2 separate regions of the Homo sapiens genome follow, and region 2 is linked to region 1. Evidence: chromatin contacts called from ENCODE Hi-C data. All regions are on one chromosome and are shown on one strand. The core of a region is the stretch at or near the end of the contact, and the rest is flanking DNA. Distances in the headings are between cores, read along the strand shown. Region 1 has its middle 7.7 kb from the start of MIR548G. Region 2 has its middle 28 kb from the start of MIR548G.

What was found. Hi-C counts contacts between places; a loop is a spot of excess contacts on that map.
Region 2: a loop to region 1 is called in a map of PC-3, with 4 times the contacts of the local background. The contact joins two enhancer-like sites. A Hi-C loop is called at or near these places in 2 of 168 maps with a recorded cell type or tissue (PC-3 and cardiac septum).

The regions. Positions count from the first base shown.
Region 1 is chr4:147,333,783-147,340,172 of GRCh38, reverse strand. No RefSeq gene overlaps it. Among named protein-coding and RNA genes, the nearest start is that of MIR548G, 7.7 kb to the left of the region's middle. Within about 2 kb of position 3,717, at least 2 of the 41 ENCODE cell types and tissues checked have a DNase peak (open chromatin) inside an H3K27ac peak, as active enhancers do.
Region 2 is chr4:147,369,609-147,375,320 of GRCh38, reverse strand. No RefSeq gene overlaps it. Among named protein-coding and RNA genes, the nearest start is that of MIR548G, 28 kb to the right of the region's middle. Within about 2 kb of position 3,465, at least 2 of the 41 ENCODE cell types and tissues checked have a DNase peak (open chromatin) inside an H3K27ac peak, as active enhancers do.

The sequences.
Region 1 (6,390 bases), core at 2,468-4,967:
CTTTGAAGTAAGTTTATTTTACTAAATTAAACTTTCTCAGATTGTGCCTTTAGAAAAAGCACTATACCGTGTAACATTTGATTAATTCTGGCCCAAGTATGCCTGTGTTTATAAATCTGACAACTTAGTTTGTGGACAAAGAAAGCTAGAGTCAGAAATTTGTGTCAAATTAAGTCTACTGGTAGGCTCCACTGTTTTTTTTTCTTTTTGATATTATTTTGGATTAAATGTTTCCCTGTGTGGATAAATATCTTTGGTTTTCAGGATTAGGTTATTTAGAGACAGTATAGTACAGTAATAAAGCATAGAACTTAGAGAGAGCCAGGTTCAAATCTTTTTTTTTTTGAGACGGAGTCTCACTCTGTCACCTGGCTGGAGTGCAGTGGCGCGATCTCGGCTCACTGCAACCTCTGCCTCCTGGGTTCAAGCGGTTCTCCTGCCTCAGCCTCCTGAGTAGCTGGGACTACAGGTGCACGCCACCACACCCAGCTAATTTTTGTATTTTTAGTAGAGATGGGGTTTCACCATGTTGGCCACGATAGGCTCGATCTCTTGACCTTGTGATCTGCCCACCTCGGTCTCCCAAAGTGTTGGGATTATGGGCGTGAGGCAACGTGCCTGGCCCCAGGTTCAAATCTTAAGTCTACATCTTACTGTATAAGCTTGGGGAACTTGCTTTGCTTCCCTGGGCCCCACTAACCTCAATTGTTAAATGATGATTGTGGTGGCCAGCTTCCAAGATGGCCTTTGATCCTACCTCCTGGTCTATAGGCCTGTGTGTAGTCTCCTCTCATATTCATTAGGCCTGACTTACGTAACCCATGGGTTATTGTAAAAACGAGGGTGTGTGATATATGAGGTTAGATAATCCAAACCATGTGGCTTTTGCCTTGCCCTTTCTCTTCAATTGCTCAGTGTGGGAGAAACCAGCAGCCACTGGTAAGCAGTAAGGATAGACAAGCAGCATGAGGAATGGCCCATACGGGAGGTACTAAGGTTTCCTGCCAGCAACCAGCACCATGTTAATGAGCCATCTTGGAAGCACAACCTCCAGCCCCAGCGATGCATTCAGATGTCTGCAACTCTGGCTGATGTCTTGATTGCAACTGCATAAGATACCTTGAGCTAGAACCTCCCAATTATGTACCTCCCAAATTCCTGACCTACAGGAAGGAGATGAAATAATAAATGTTTCTTGTTGTTTTGAGCTGTTGAGTTTGGGATAATTTGCCATGCAGCAATAGATAACCAAAATAATTATAATGATTTTACTCCCTCCTGTGATTGTTAGGAGGATTAAATGTGGCAATGTAAGGGCTTTGCACAGAATCCAGCACATGATAAGTGTTATTCAGAAAGACAAAAGCATTAATTGTGGATGGCACTTGACACCAGAGGACCAGCTCTTCTCTCCAGCACCTGCACTCCAAATGCTTTACCTGGGTTTTGCATTAGTGGCTGAATAATTCCAGATTTACTCCAGAGTGAATGGTAAATGGGGTGTCATGTCAATATGTCCTTTCTCCTTCCTCACATCTTAATTTCAGCCTTGCTCTTAATTTCAGCCTTGCTCTTGCATCCAGCTTCAGGGTAGTATTAGTCTGATAACACTCACTTCAGCTGTACCAGGAGTCTCTTGCTCAATCCTGGGGCTTCTCTATTGCTGTCTTGGGGTATATCAGCATGGATCGTTTTCACCATTTGGATGCATGTGCCAACATGGACTTGCAGTGGAGTTGCCACCAGGACCCACTGGGAATGGGAGGTGGTGGATAAATACTCCCCTTTTCCATCCCTTGCCTGGATGATTCTAAGGCACCTTCTATGTGGCTCCTTGGAGTGTCCCTAATAGGCTGGAGACCTGCTGCTCACAGCGATCTGCTCAATAGTGCCCCTCCGAATCGACTTTCCCTCCTTTTCTGTCTCACTCTTCCCCAGCCCCTTCTCTTGTTCTTTGGGTTTACAGGCTAAAACAAACTACCTGCATGCCAGCCCTGCATGTCTCTGGTTCTGCTTCTTGGGTGTTAACTTAGGCTGAGACAGGTGGCTCTAAGAATTGACCAAGTGCTGCATGCTTACTGTAAGTTCACGAAACCACTAATACGATACTGGATTTACCCCTTTCAATGGTTTTCCACCGTTCTATGGATAACATCTCAAACATCTTATTTCCATGGTGGTAGGGGCTTCTCCAAGCTGAGACCTGCTCATATCTCCATCCTCCTCTTCCAAATTGCTGCCCATCTCTTCTGTACCTTGATCTTCCTGGGCTTGGTCCGATTCTTTTCACATGACAGTCTCTTGCCTTTGGATCAAGAGCATGCTGTTTCTTCTCACTGTGCTTGGCAAATTGTCACTCGTTGTTCAGGTCTCAACCTAAATACCACATCCCCAGGATGGCCTTGCAAATATCACTTTATTCCTCTATCAAATTGAATGCCTCTTTTCTTGATACCTGTTGCACTTGCATTTTCTTAATGTTTATGTTTCAGTCCTGAGTGTAAACTTTATGAGTGCAGGCATGGTGACTATCTTGTTTTCTGTTGCTTAATGCTTGGCTTAGAGAACATTTTAATAAATATTTATTGAATGAAAGAAAATTTATCTGAGCAAAGTTTCACCTGGCTGATAATTTTCTGTGTTCTTAAATGCCTTAATGTATCCCTTTAAAATATGAACAATATTCAAAAGGGTCTCCCTGAGCTGCTAAAACAAGACATCATTTTAATAAGATAAACAATAAATTTGTTGTTAGTGAAAGGATTTATATTTTTCAGCAGCCTACAAAAAGACAAAGACAAAAGCAAAGGCAAAGGCAAAAAGGTAAAAAGGCAATATTATAGAATCACATCAACTGATGAACTTCCCAGTATTAAGTATAGTATTGTTATAATCAGTTTATAAAATTTGATTGACAACTTTTAGAAATCATCTCTATTGGATAGAGTCTGTCTCTGCATGGTTAGGTAAAATTTGTAGTTTCAATTCTTATAATCTAAGTTCTACTTAAATAGAAAGTACTTTTAGCTTCCAAATAAGTAGAAAGAGAACTCTATTGATGGGTTAATAGAAAACAAGGGGTGCCCATCCTAGAAACTCTACTAGCCATTTTAGACACAGCAAAATTATTCAAATGGCTATACCATGGATTCTGCTTGTATATTTAAGGATAGAAAGTCTTTTATAACTGGGCTCATGCATCAAAAAACATTAAGATGAAGTTTAGGGCCACCCTGTATTAACTGGCATCAAATAGTCTAAATTTATAAACTAATACTGAAAATCTGGAATTGCATCAGAACTGTATTATGGTATAGGCAAGAAACCTCTGAATTAATGCTGTCCTTAAACAAGTTTCATTGATGAATGTGTTTGCAAATGGAAGTCAACTCTGGTCAATAATTAGAAAGATAACTCTTGATATTTTACAGAGTAACTGTTAACTAAGTTTATTATGTCTTAATAATTATAAAGATCACATGAAGTGCAAGAAAACATTCATTCATTCAACAAATATTTATTATTGAGTGCCTACTATGTTCCAGGCACTTCTCCAGGTCAATGAAATGCAGCAAGAACAAACTATATCTTAGCATGTTCTCTTTAAGAACAAATTGTACGATGGCAAAGGGCTGTGCAAAATCTCATTAAGAAGAAGTGACTGACATCATTGGGAATTAGTGTTGGTCTGGCTACAGGAAATTGTGAACAGATTGCTCATGGTGTTTTCTGAACAACTAGGAGCTTCAAAAAGGGGAAGCAGTGTCACGTATTTAATCTAGATTCAGCTGTTATAGCAGTTTACTTCAAGGCTGGAAATGTTCTTTTTCTCTAAGGAAATTGGGATGCACTGAACTAGGCTAATTGAACTCACTTCTCACTCAGCCACAGGTGTTCCCTTTGGTGGAACTGACCTCTCTCTTCTTTTCTCTCCGTAGGATCAGGGGAGACTTAGCCAGGCATAGTGAGTTGTTATTAATAAGACCAGAGAATAATTATATACAGAATTGACAAAGGCTATTGGCAGTCTTAGAAATTAAGGAAAAACTACATTTCAATCAGATTTGATAAGGCAAGATACAGTAAAAATTAATTTCTGGGACAAAATGGAAGGGATTTTGGATGTGCAATCTAGATCAGTGGTTCTAAAACTTGGATGGGCATCTATATCACCTGTTGAACTCACTAGATTGTAGGTGCTTCAACTCAACCACTGTGATTCCAATGCACACCGGTTTGAGAAACATGCGCCCAGGTATTAAAATCCATTTGGTGATGAACTCCCCACCATACTTTCTCAAGGATTTCTAGAGTCATTGGGTGAGACAACGATGTTTTTTTTAATGGTGCCTGTAGTAGATTCCTAATTTCTAAAAACCCATATAACAAATAAAAGCAAAAATAATCACAAAATTACAACATGGTAAATTCTTACTGGTTAGTAGATTATATTATCTAAGGAAGTCATCTATGACTACAGGGGCTATGGTTCAATCCTAGATCAAGTATTCCTTTGATTAATTGGGAAACACTGTAAAATTTGTCTTTTTATTGTTTTCCAAGCACTACAATTTAGTGTCTGGGGCCTGAACCTTTGCATCATTGACTATGGGGATAGAGATCTTTAAAACTTAAAAGAGCTTTTACTTAAAATGTATACCAACAGTGTATGAAATCAAGTGAATCAACTAACAGTGTGGAGATGTGAACTGGGTTAATGGGGTTGTTACCGCTATTTGGTAAAGAATGACTTTAAGACTGAAATCCAAAGACAGTCTTGTGGGTTTTTTTGTCTCTCCTTTGAGTGTTACTCAATTTAATGTATTTCCTGACAAAACCAAATCCCATTAAGAATGCTATATTATATAAACCCTTGGTTAGACATGGTTGCAAAGATTTCTTTCTGAAAGATGGTAGAAACAATTTTTCCTTTGATGTTGTCTCTCAGCATTCTGAATTTGATTTGTGAAGGTATTTTGTGCAGCACATCAATCTTTGCTAAAATTCTTCAAGTTTCTCTTTGCAAAAACCAGCAGAAATTTACCAGAGTAAATTATGAAACATTGCTGCAGTTGACTCCAACAAACCAGAGTTCCACAACAAAATGAATGTACAATACAAAAAATAAAATTTAGTGGGCCTTGTTATTGTTTTACATATAGTTTGGCCTGAAGGAAAAGTGAAACTAAGTTATAAATTAAGTTGTATATCATCTAATAGAATGAGGTTTTGAAGTAGTAATAGAATTTTGAAACTCTCTGAATTCTTGTCTAAAACAAAAATCATCCCTTCTTTTTGCTGTATTCTCTTGAATCAGAAGCCTATGTTTACCAGCTGCTCTAAGTCACTCTTTCCTTTATTGCAGTGTTTGACACTATAATACCTTAAAGTGGGGGTTGCTTATCTTGGGAGTGGTGGTAAATGTTGAGTGAATGTGGGAAGGAATTATAGATGTTTAACAACTGTTTGCAAAGGTTCCAGGGTTCTTGGGAGGGAACAGGAAATATTAATTTTATACTAGCTCCCAAAGCCAAAAGGAAGAAGAAAAAAAAGAAGCTTCTTAATCTGTTTAGATTACCTCTAAGGAGATGAGTCATGAGTGAAATTCAGGATTAATATACAAGAAGAGCTCCTAAGAGACCGTCTAGACTACAGGCCATCTTTCTCTTTCACAGAACTCCTCCTGAATTTTTTTTTTAAGAGAGGAAGTTCTCTGCCATATTTTAAATACTTAGAAGAAAAGGGAATTAAGGAACTGAGTAATCAGCCCAGTATCTAATAGACTTCATCATCAAAATAATGTTCTTTGATTTGTTTTAACTTCTCTGATGGCAATTTGCATTTTCTTAGGATGTGTACACTCAGATATATTACAATTGGATTTATATAGTTTATTTTTCTGCCTATTTAAAAAATTTGGTCAAAAGTCATTTTTAATTGTAAACCTTTGCAAAATCACTATTCTATGTCTTAACACTTCAAGGCCTATGTTAATTTAGCTATGGTAGTTCTCTAAGTCATCAACACAGATATCCCTTTCTATTGTCATTGATACATTTTAAACTACTATTGGGAATTTTTCTTAGCAATATGATTTTATGTCTTCCATATATCTTTTAGGGTAGTTATGAAAAATGTAAACATATAATTCAGCTAAGATGGCCCAGTTAGTGAGGGATGAATCCTCTGTATATTCCCCCAACTCCAGTGCTACTTAAAAGAAAGGAAAATAGTTAAAAAATTTTGTTTATGCAACTTCTACAAATAATATAAATGAATGCATTGCAGACCCAGCAATTTCATAATATGAGCAATTATGAAAATTTTCTTATGGATATACTGGGACTGGAAGCCGATTGTATTTCCTTTTCCTTATGACTCCCGCTCTAC
Region 2 (5,712 bases), core at 2,216-4,715, 35 kb before region 1:
AAAAGAACAGCGCTATCAAGGAGCAAGGATAAGAATTATGTTGGGCTTCTCATCAGAAACTATGCAAACTTGAAGACAGTTGATTTAAATATTTAATGTGTTGAGAGGAAAAATATCACCAATCTAGAATTCTAAATCCAGCAAAATTATCCTTCGAACATGAAGAAGAAATAAAGAGTTTCTCACAGCAACAAAAACTGGGGGAATTCCTTACCAGTAAACCTACTTTACAAGAAATGGTAAAAGAAGTTTTTCAGGGACAAGGAAAATCATACATGTTAAAGCAATCTCAATTCATATCCCAGAAAGCTATTTTACTGAGACTGAAACACTGATTTTAAAGTTTAAATGGAAAGGGAATACTTCTAGAATAGCCAAAACAATACTGAAGAAGAAGAATAAAATTTGAGGACTCAGGTTATCCAATTTCAAGACTTACTTTAAAGCTATAGTGATCAAGACATAAAATAGTGTTGATTAAAGAATGCACACAAATTTCAATGGAATAGGATAGGGAGCCCAGAAATAGTCCCACAAAATACAGTCTACTTATTTTTGGTAAAGGAGCAAAGACAATTCAATGGAGAAAGGCTAGTCTTTTCAACTAATGGTGCTGGTAGAACAACTGGTTGTTTATATGGTAAATAAATAAATAATAAAATAACCTAGATATAGACTTTAGACTTTTCACAAAAATTAACTCAAAATGGATCATAGACCTAAGTATAAAATGCAAAAGGATAAAACTAAAAGAAAACATAGGAGAAAATCTAGGTGACCTTGGGTTTAGTGAGGAGTTTTTAGATGTAACACCAAAAGCATAATCCATGAAAGAAAAATATTAGATGAATAAGATTTTATTAGAATTCAAATCATTAGCTCTGTGAAAGATACTGTTAAGAGAATCAAAAGATAAACCATGGATGGAAAGAAATTATTAACAAAACATATATCTGATAAAGTACCTGTGTCCAAAATATACAAAGAACTCTTAAAACTCAACAATAAAAACCAGATAACCCAATTAAAACATAGGCAAAAGATCTGAACAGACCTTTCACTAAAGAAAATATGTAGATGGCAAATAAGCATAAGAAAAGACCATTCTTTGTAATCAGGGAATTGCAAATGAAAACAATGATGAGATACAACTGTATGCCTATTAGAACGGCTAAACTCCCCAAACTGACAATACAAATTGTTGATGAAGATGCAGAGCAACAGGAACTCTTATTCGTTGTTGGTGGGAATGCAAAATGGTACAACCACTTTGGAAGACACTTTGGTATTTTTAAAGAAAGCTAAACTTAGTCTTAACCATGCAATCCAGCAATTATGCTCCTAGGTATTTACCCAACTGCTTCAAAATCTTTTGTCCACCAAAAACCTGCATGCAAACCTTTAGAGAAGCTTTACTCATAGTTGCCAAAAATGTCCTTCAACAAGAGAATGAATAAATAAACTGTAGCATGTACAAACAATGGAATAATATTCAGTGATTAAAAAAATTAACAAACCACAAAAAACTTGAGTGAATCTTAAATGTATGTTACTAAGTGAAAGAAGCCAGTTGAAAAGCCTATATACTATATGATTTCCATTATATTTTCACTGGAAAATGCAAAACTATTGTGAAGGTTAAAAGATCAGTGGTTGCTGAGGGTATAGGAGAAGACAGAGAAGGCTGAATAGCATAGGGGATTCTTATGGAAGTGAAACTATTCTGGATGATGCTGTAATTGGGAATACATGACATTATACATTTGTCAAAACCCACTGAATTTAGAGAGTAAACTTTAATATAGAAAAATTAAAAATTTATTTAGGATGTTGAGGAATCCCAGGATGGAATTGCAGAATGTGACAAAACAATCTAATGGTATTACAAATGTATGAATAAAACCTCATTAAAAGGATAGGGGGAAAAGTTTCCAACCTAAGTATCTTTGGAAATGAGTGCAGTCTGTAAGACTAAAAGCAGAAGAAAATGTACATAAGTACTATACTCTAGGTGGTAAAGTTATTTCTTATGGGTTATTGGTTAAAAATTCTGATACTGCTATACATGTACACTGGAATTGGTCAATTATTTAAATGTATGGTTGGAGGAAATAGGTTCTCACTGTTGGAGTAGGAGTACATTGATAAGCAAGGAGAAGAAGCTAGAATGATCCATGTGGTAATGGATTAGAGTTGGCAACATCAGTATGAAAGCTCATGTTTAGCTTCCTATTGATACAGATGGTTACATTTAAGAATATTTATAGCTATGTATATATGTGGATTAGTTTACATAGAAATATTTTCTTGCTCTGTCTGATGAGAGAACCCTGAAACAATGACATCGCAGAAATAGTGAGCACACCTATTGCCCAGATCTTGGTTTCTAATACCATTCTCCAATAAAAGAAACTATGCCTCTTTAGAGAAGTGGTTTATTCTAGGGCTGGGGAAGGAAATCTGTAAGTTGAGCCTAAAGTATCTAGTAATGCCATAAATGAAAGAAGTGCTCAGATGAAACAGACCAATATAACCCACAGTGATAGCAGTATGTTAATTGAGGTATGCCAAAGGAGTCAACTGAGAGAGCTCTCAGTGGTGAAAGCTGGAATGATTTGAGCAACAAAATGAAGTAGTATTGAATTATAAACCAAATGATAAAATAGATATCCATGAGTTCATGCTGACATAAATAAATAATCGAATAAATACATAAATACAGGAGAAGAGGCAAATCCCCTATACAGTAGAATTCCAAATAATCCATGTAGTTACTCTGTCCTCAAAGAGGTAGAACAGAACTCCCCTCTTTAAGTGTGGGCTGTGCGTGGTGACTTCTTCCCAAAAGGTACAATGTGGAACGAGGGGAGCAGATAAACTTGCTGAGAGGAAACCTGAGAAACACTGCCTCATCCAGGTGATCAAGGTCAACATCAATAGCAATAAGTCATGTCAATCAATATGTGATTAAAATGGGGTTTTACCTCTGTGGTATTCCTCTCCAAAACTTAAAATCCCAGTCTAATCATAAGAAAACAAACATTAGAGAAATCCCAATTGAGTGATGAATTGAGTGATGGTTGGCTTCTGGCGAGGGCTTTCTTCCTTGCTTGCAGGTAGTTTTCTCACTGTGGTGGAGAGAGCTAGGGCACCAACACTACAGGATTAGGACCCTACCCTTAGGCTCTCATTTAACCTTTATCGTCTCCTTACTGGACGTATCTCCAAATAAGTCACACTGGGGGATAGGCCTTCAACGTAGAAATTTTGGAAGGACACAATTCAGTACATAGGAAGCACATTCTACAGAATACCTGACCAATACTTTTCAAAAGTATTAATGTCATAAAAAACAAGGTAAGTCTGAGAAACTGTCATGGTCAAGAGGAGCCTAAAGGGACATGATGATTCAATGTAGTGTGATGTACTGGATGGGATCCAGAACAGGAAGAAGCAGTTAGGGGAAAACAAAGGAGATCTGAAGAAAGTATGGACTTTGGTTAATCATAGTGAATCAACAGTGATTCATTAATGTGGCAAATGTGCCATACTAATGTAATAGTTTAATAGCAGAGGAAACAATTTTCAGAGTATGTCTCTATATATCTCCCTAATTTTTCTGTAAATCTAAAACTGTTCTAAAAACAAAGTGGATTATAAAAAATGATGTTATGGGATTAAAAAGAGAAAATGCAATTACAATGAGCTTTCAGAAGTATTTACAAACCATTTTAAGATAATGGAAGTTGACAGATCAGAAACACCATAACAATAGAGAATGGCAGGGACATTGCAGGGACAAACTAAATATTTCAGGAACAACTGTCAATCGGTACAAAGAAGGACTGAATTAGTAACAAATATACCACATATAACAATAAAGAATTCCAGATTTATCAAAAAGAAAAGCCTAAAAACCAAGAAGGACACTTACCCTGACTCGCTTTAAGCATAAACAGTCATGCACCCCAAAATGACGTTTTGGTCAATGATGGACTGCATATACAACGGTGGTCCTGTAAGATTCTTAGACTGTATTTTTACTGTACCTTTTCTCTGTTTAGTTATGTTTATATACACAAATACTTACCATTGTATTATAGTTGTCTACAATATTCAGTACAGTAACATGCTGTACAGGTGTGTAGCTTAGGAGCAATAGGCTACACCATACGGCCTAGGGGTGTGGCAGGCGATATCACCTTGGTTTAAGTACACTCTGTGATGTTTGCACAAGGGTGAAATCTCCTAACAGTGCATTTCTCAAAACATATCTGTGTTGTTAAGCTACACATGACTGTGTATCTGTCCTCTTCTTTTGCCTGAACTTGACATTCTACTTCTGTTTATATTTTCCCTTGACCTAATTTCCTAATTCTACTTTGATATTATTGTGTGTATATTATATTGTGTGAATCCTCTGTAAGCTCTTTCTACTACTTTTTGGAACAAGATAAGACATTTGCAATTGGAAAATAAATTCCCAACCACTGAAGAAACAGGATATCATCACAGATAAGGTAGAAGGTTCTCAGAGGTTTCTCCCTTTTTTTCTGCCCTATTCTAAGCTTTTTTTTTTTTTCTTAAGAAAACACATAATAGCCCACACAGAGGTAAGAACTAGTGACTAATTCATCTCAAACTGGCCCAGACTAGTCTCAATTTGATCCACCTCTGAGTTTTCAAGAGCTCTCTGGCCTCTGGTGGCCTCTAGCCCTTCCGGTTTTGCACCCTTATTGGCTTCTCTGGCTCAAACCGTCTCACTAGGAGCAAAGTATCTCTCAGACTCCATGTCAGGGGCTGTGTGTGGAGCTCTCTGTCTGGTCTCTTCTGCCTGGCCCAGGGATCCTGCCAGAGAACTGTCCCTGCGGGCTGTGATCCACTCTCCTAGGCTCTGCCTGCATCCTTGGGTCTGGGCCTCAGCTTTAAATACATAAAGCTGAAAAAGTTCTGTGTAACAAATAATAGGACAAAATTTTAAAGAAAACAACAGAATGACAAAACAATGGATAAAATTTGTTCCCAAAATACATACGCTGGCTGGGTGCAGTGGCTCATACCTATAATCCCAGTACTTTGGGAGGCTAAGGTGGGGAGATCACTTGAGGCCAGGAATTTGAGGCCAGCCTGAGCAACATAGTGAGACCCCGTCTTTACAAAAAATAAAATATTAGCCGGGGTGTGGTGGTGCATGCCATCTGTAGTCCTAGGTACTCAGGAGGCTAAGGCAGGAGTATTGCTTGAGTGCAGGAGTTTGAGGCTGCAGTGAGCTATGATGGCACCACCACGCTTCAGCCTGGGCAACAGAGTGAGACTCTGTCTCTAAAAATAAAAATATATGCTATGTATAAGAAGAATGCAATGCAAAATAATAAAAAAAATTATAGACATGTTACATAAATGTTTATGTAAGTGTGTCATTCCAATACTAAGAGCCATTTCAATGTTGAGATGAGACAGTATGTGTACTCACAAGAAAATTGAGAGAAAACATCAGCATGTGACAAAATGCATGGCTTTGCTCAAAATGAGGGTTTGTATATTGAAACAGCATTTTGGCAACATTTTATGCCTGTTTAAATATCATCACTGTGCAATTTTAGTAAAACACAATGGCAGTGGGCTTTGGTGAAGGCACAATTATACAGAGTGGCCGGCACTGTAAATTGCTATAGTCCTTTGGAGAGTAGGGTGGCAAAATTTAAGCACACA